2 separate regions of the Homo sapiens genome follow, and region 2 is linked to region 1. Evidence: chromatin loops called from intact Hi-C (ENCODE). Cell type or tissue: IMR-90. All regions are shown on one strand. Links, peaks and the distances in the headings refer to the core of each region. The heading gives the core; the rest is flanking DNA. Region 1 holds the start of LOC105371625 (a long non-coding RNA gene). Region 2 overlaps BRINP2 (BMP/retinoic acid inducible neural specific 2).

Evidence for each region. Hi-C counts contacts between places; a loop is a spot of excess contacts. Peaks named below come from ENCODE experiments on the same cell type or tissue, not always from the same donor. Only the 100,000 strongest peaks of a DNase experiment are listed, where the experiment ranks them.
Region 2: it touches region 1 in a loop (2.4-fold over the local background); 3 of 110 quality-filtered maps call a loop at or near these places.

Annotation. Positions count from the first base shown.
Region 1 is chr1:177,254,754-177,257,669 of GRCh38, reverse strand. It overlaps BRINP2 (BMP/retinoic acid inducible neural specific 2), which reads right to left. Exons shown (of 8, transcript NM_021165.4): 3 at 1,561-1,751; 4 at 286-494. LOC105371625 (a long non-coding RNA gene) reads left to right here and starts at 1,631. Exons shown (of 3, transcript XR_922299.4): 1 at 1,631-1,818. RefSeq lists an enhancer at 991-2,190. In IMR-90, for the core only: a CTCF peak has its summit at 1,282 (motif pointing left); DNase peaks (open chromatin) are centred at 1,149 and 2,069.
Region 2 is chr1:177,208,109-177,211,024 of GRCh38, reverse strand. The region is part of intron 1 of BRINP2 (BMP/retinoic acid inducible neural specific 2); the gene reads right to left. Among named protein-coding and RNA genes, the nearest start is that of BRINP2, 39 kb to the right of the region's middle. In IMR-90, for the core only: no CTCF peak of the experiment used is centred there; a DNase peak (open chromatin) is centred at 1,514; H3K27ac peaks cover 462 bases.

The sequences.
Region 1 (2,916 bases), core at 246-2,745:
TTTTCCATCCTCCACCAGAGTGCAACCTCTGTGAGCATGGGGACCTTGACTGCCATTCACAGACGTGCCTCTGCTGTAGCCTGCCTCAGAGTGGGTGCTCTGTGAGTGTCTGCAGTGGAATGAATGACCCCATCGTGTCTGAAGGCTGGCTGTGTCTTCATCAGAAAGCTTCTTTTCCTCTTCCATCAGTCGGCCCAGCTGACCTAGAGATGGTTGAGGCTCTGGCCTCCCCCTGGTTCCTCAGTGCTTCCCCCATCCCCTTCCCTGTACCTCTCAGGTCATTACCTTGATGGCCCCCGTGGCTATCTGGATATGGTGCAGCCGTCGCAGCGTGCTCTCTCTGTCGATGAAGTAGGAGGCGGCCAGCTGGTGCAGGGTCTCCAGGGACACAGCTGTGCTGTTCCCACTGCCCCCGATTATAGAGGCACCTCCTGTTGTCTCTGTCTTTCTTCCCAGTTTCTGCTTGTCCACAAAAATGGTCAGGGACTCTTCTCCTATGGTGAACAACACGAGTGTATTGGTGACGCTCTCTGCTCTCGAATCCCCTACCAATAGGAACATAAAACCCTTGGCCAAGATAGACACAGCTGAGAGAGAGTGCAGCCCCTGCTGCCAAGCTCTTCCCCCAGCCCTTACCATCTTTAGAAGAAGCTCATCAGAGGGAGCCACAGGCCAGCGGCCTCGCTGCCTGAAAGGCCCTCTTCCAAAGCTCAGTCCCCCTGCCCTCAGCTTATCTGTTTAACATCTTCTATTGAACTCTGTCTCAAGCAATCCATCTTCATAGGGGAGACACAATTCTCTCTCTCAAGTTGTTTACGAGGAGTCTTCGTGGCTTTTTCTGCTCCCTCAGGAAGGGCAAAAGCCTTGAAGGGGCATCTCCCTCCTCCCCATCAAACACTCAACACCTGCCGCGTGCCGACAGCTGGCCCGAGCCCTGGGAGAGCTTGTTTTAGTCGATTGGACAGTGAGCTAAATGTTATAATAAATCCTGCTTCCTTCTTCCCAGGGCAGAGGGAGCTCTGCATCTTCAGAGATTTTGATCCTGCCCTGGGTCCTAGCCCACATTGCTCCACCCTACCCCCACTCTCCGCCCCACAAGAGGATGATTCATCAGCCCAGAACTACTGGAGTTGGTTTGGACAGTTTCCAATCGTTATAGAGAGGAAGAGGGGTCAGGGACTCCAGGGACTTCGACTTTTTTGCCTGTGGGTCTGACCATTGTAGCCACAGCAAACATTAGAAAGTGGCGAAGCCTCAGGGGTTGGGTGACTCAGCGGAGCGAAAACTGGGAGTGCCCCCTGCTGGCAAGTGCTTGTTAGGAGCCTGTCCACCTCCAACCGCCATACCCAACTTCCCCTCCTCAGGGAATAATTAAATAGAGATGTTCTGGGGTAAATTGAGATGTCAAGAGACTGCACTGTTTTCAAATGCACCAGAAAGACTTCTCAGGCAATAAAAGGCCCGGAAGAAGATAAGACTGTTGGAGCTACGCTACACGAGTCTTAACGTTATTTCCAATGGTCTGGCAACCAATTAGCTTGGGATTGTGATGTTGCTTACCTCCAAGGGTGGCAGAAAGTAAGAAATGAGTGCCGTACTTTTTAATCAGATTTTCTGTAACCTGTTGCAGATTGGGTCTCCTTCCAAGGAGGCGAATGTTCCGGATAAACTCTGGGGCAAGAGGCAATGGCAAACTGAAGAAGTCCTTCCTTTCCAGAGCCAAGTTGTTCACCTTCCAACGGGCAAACTCCCTGGGGGAAAAGCCAAGGGATAAGGAAAAGCTGACCTCGTTTCAGAGCAAGAGGCATAAAATCTGAAGTAGGTAATGTTCTTCCTCCACTTGCAGCCACTCATCTCCTCTCAGCCCACATCCCCTCAGCTGGAGGTGCCCAGAGCCTGGAAGAGGCCCCTTGGCCTCTCACCTGGCCTGTCATTCACATGCTGTAAGAAAGCTCTGTCTCCACTGATCTACATCAGAGCCTCTCCCAGCCAACTTTCTCATCAGACAGTAGTTGATTAGCTTATTCACATGAAGTCATGGTTTACAGTGTTGAGTAGTAGAAAAAACAAACATTGGAACAGTGGTTTGCAAAGATGTGATCTAATCACAGTTGTCTTACCGTGAATGAGTCACATCCCCTCTCATGGCCTCAGTTACTCACCTGTGAAGTCAGGAAGCTTGCTCTAGAACCACTGCCCTCATATTTTGATCTCTGATCCCCTTCATACTGTTAAAAATTATTGAATCCCCATATTTGTACATGTGGCTTAGAGCTATTGAGATTTACCATTTTAGAAATCAAAACCGAGAAAATCAACATTTGTTATTTCATTTAGAGATAACATTAATAAACCCATTACATATAACATAACATTTTCATGACAACTGTATGTTCTGAAACAAAACAAATTTAGCAAGGAGAGTGGCATGGCTTTGCATGTTTGCAAATCTCTTTAATATCAGGCTTAGCAGAAAAGAGCTGCACTCTCATATTTGCTTCTACATTCAATCTGTTTTCATAATTGTGGATTTTCATCTTTGGTACTACACTAAACTAAACAGATGGTAGTTTCTTAAAGGTTAGTTACAATATGGAATCTGAAATCATATCAGTGAACTTTTCATGCTTTGTTACATTAAATCCAGTGTTCTATATTGTAATTTGAATGGATCTTTTTATCCTGCATAATGTTGTAACATCATGTGTTGGTCATCTGGAAAATATCAGGTCACCAAGTTATGCAGATCTTCCACATTTTGACACTTTTCATTATATAATATTAAAACATCTCACTATTTAATATCATGACCAATCTCTTCAACGTCTTTAAATATTAGGAAAATGTCAAGTTCATGAGGATGAATGCAAGTTTTCTAAACTTTGAATTTTCATTTAAAAGCTTAAATTTTATTAT
Region 2 (2,916 bases), core at 211-2,710, 47 kb after region 1:
ATATACATGTACATAATATATATATACATAATATATATATTAAATTTACTAATAGCTATATTAAAAATATAAAAAGAAATAAATGCACCTAATTTTAATAATATTTTATTTAACCTAATCCAAAATATTGTCATCTGAACATGTAATCAGTATAAGAAAATTATGACTGAGTTTTTTTTTTCACACTGAGTCTGAGATCTGGTATGTATTTCACATTTACTGCACATCTCAGTTTAGATAATAATTTTTCATCGGAAAGTTTTGATTCTCTATTTAGATGTCAAATAATTTATAGTTAAAAAATAGATTCACCTATATGAGTTACTCCAAGAATACTTAAACTTTTTCTAACATCTGAACTGAGTATGTTTTTAACTTAAAAAAATAAAAACTTAAAATTTAGTTAATTAGTTGCACAAGCTATATATTAAATGCTCAATGGCCACATGTGGCTGGTGGCTATCATAATGAACACAGGGCTGGACAGGTCTATATTTCATCCATTCCTATATATTTCTATGTATTTATTGTTGTGCATGTACATTGCTCACTCCATTCCTATATACAAATATGTACTGTAACTTTATGAAGAGCAGTGTACTCTTTTCATTTTGTTGCCTCAAGCAGAAAGATTTTGAGTGAAGCATGGTTCTAGACAAGTGAAGGAATCAGAGGGCCTGGCTCCTGATTTTCCACCTCCAACTGCTTGGTTAAACTCTCTTGAACCATGGCTGTCTCTGCTCTGGAACTTAGGTGAGTAAATATAGAAAGCACACAGCAGAATGGCACCACAAGGGAAAGATTATATGACTGAAAAGCACTAGATAAATATTAACTTGTTAGGCTGTTTTTATTTTTAGAGACCAGAAGCAGAGGACAGAAGATATTGCCATCACAAATTTCTCTGACTTTGGAGAAGTCAGTGAATTTGCTATTTTGACTTCTCTCCTGTAATGATAATAAAAGTACGCACTGTTCTATTCCAACAACCCTCACACATCTACACCACAGAATGAATTAGAAAATGTCAGCAAAATGCTATGCTCTCAAGAAAGAAAAGTATTGCAAATGAATTTATATTAATAATTGTTGCCAGGTGCTGAAATTATGGATGCTCTTTACCTTCTTTGTTAGGATTTTATGTATTTCCAAATTTTCTATAAAGCGATGAATTATTTTTATAATCATAAAAGCTCTTTTTCTAACTAAAAAATTAGAACAAGGTATTATGAATACTCTTTTATCTCCATTTTTTTTCTTTTTTTTTGTTATCTATAAGACTCTGAGTGAGACCTGAGTGTTAGCTGTTCTTACCGGAGAGCTTCAGCCACCAATTTGAACAGCTGGTCAGACAATCCTTTCATTTCCAGGATCTCAGTGTCTCACACTTGGTTGCTCCACTTGCGTGAGGCGGAGCTGGGGTTTAGTCTAAACAAACAGAAACAATTCATCACACTCATTCACAAATGTCACTCCTTTAGCTATTGCCCAGCCCCACCATTCTTGACTCTCTGCCAGTTCTACAGCCTTGTGCTTAGTCAGTCCTTGGCCAAGCAGCCTGTGAGGATGGCCCAGGCAGATCTTGGAACTGGTGCTGGTGATTCAGCAGGAAGAGGCTTTCTGTCTCACTCCATCCATCCTCACTCTCTGCCCTAATGAGCTGCCCAAAGGCTGCAGCTGCCCTCCTGACATCTCAGCTGGTGTGGAGGGCCTAGGGAGAAATTACCCATATGCTTTCTGTGCTTGTCGATCCCTGAAGTTTCAATTAAAGATGGTTTCAGATCTTTTTTTCTTTTTCTTTTTTTTTTTTAAATATCCTAACTTAGAACCCCTTGCTTCCCCTACAGGGCCACCACATACTGTGATGCAGATTGTCCTTGCACAACACCAAGAGGCACCATTCACACTGTAGCCTAAGTGAATGGCACCCTGTGTTGTTGAGCGGAACACAACCCATGCGGTCACACACAGGGCCCTGCCACTTCTGTGTTTTACCTCTTAAACTCCAGAATGACAAGCCTCACTCTTGGTGATGCAGCACAGTTGTAAAGGTGCAGGGAATAAAGGCAAGAGACGACCCAAGAGGCAAACAAAAGAAGAAAAGTACATTTGCCTGATCACGTACATTTCTGGGTACCATCAACACACCCCTGGAGTACAGTACCCTGAGGTGGCTTGCCAGGGTTCAAATATGTAATGCGTTTTGATAAACTCCAATTGTGTTATTTGTGCCTTCAAAGGATTCTTATTGAGGCTGGGACCCAAACACGTCAGTGTCACTCCTAGACACCTTCCTTTTCAGCACTTACTGTGATAACTGTGTTAAAATCAAATCTTACCTGTTCATTAAGGAAATAACAGTTAAAGGACAACAGCTGAAAAAAGAAGAAGATGAAGAAAAAAAAAATCTGTGGCTATGATGCAAATGTAGAATGTAGTGGAGAAGGGGCCAGAGAATAATGCACACTCTCTACAGATTCAGCACCTGGGATGCATTTCTCTGAAGGGCAGTTACCAGCAGTTAGTGGGTTACAGCCGTCACCACACCAGGGGATAAGGAGAGTGGGGAAATGGTTAAGTACACTTTTTTAAAAGACAGTACTTATCTACTTATTCTCATTTGTTGGATATTTGTTTCAAACACAAAACTATCCTTCCCAAATTTGCCTCTCAACACTGTTCTTTAACCTACTTACATACAGTGCCTGCCTGTCTTTCCACAAACATCTTTAAGCTTGACTTCTGCAAAACCTGCGGCAACTTTCCAGTCTCCAAGCCTGGGAGGCATCTTAGTACCTGTGGCTAGTACTTACTGAGCGATGACTGGGTGTCAGACATTGCTCTTACTGCTTTTCATACATTGTCTCATTTGATCCACAGGACAATAAAAAGCTTTGTGTTCTACTGTTAGATTCT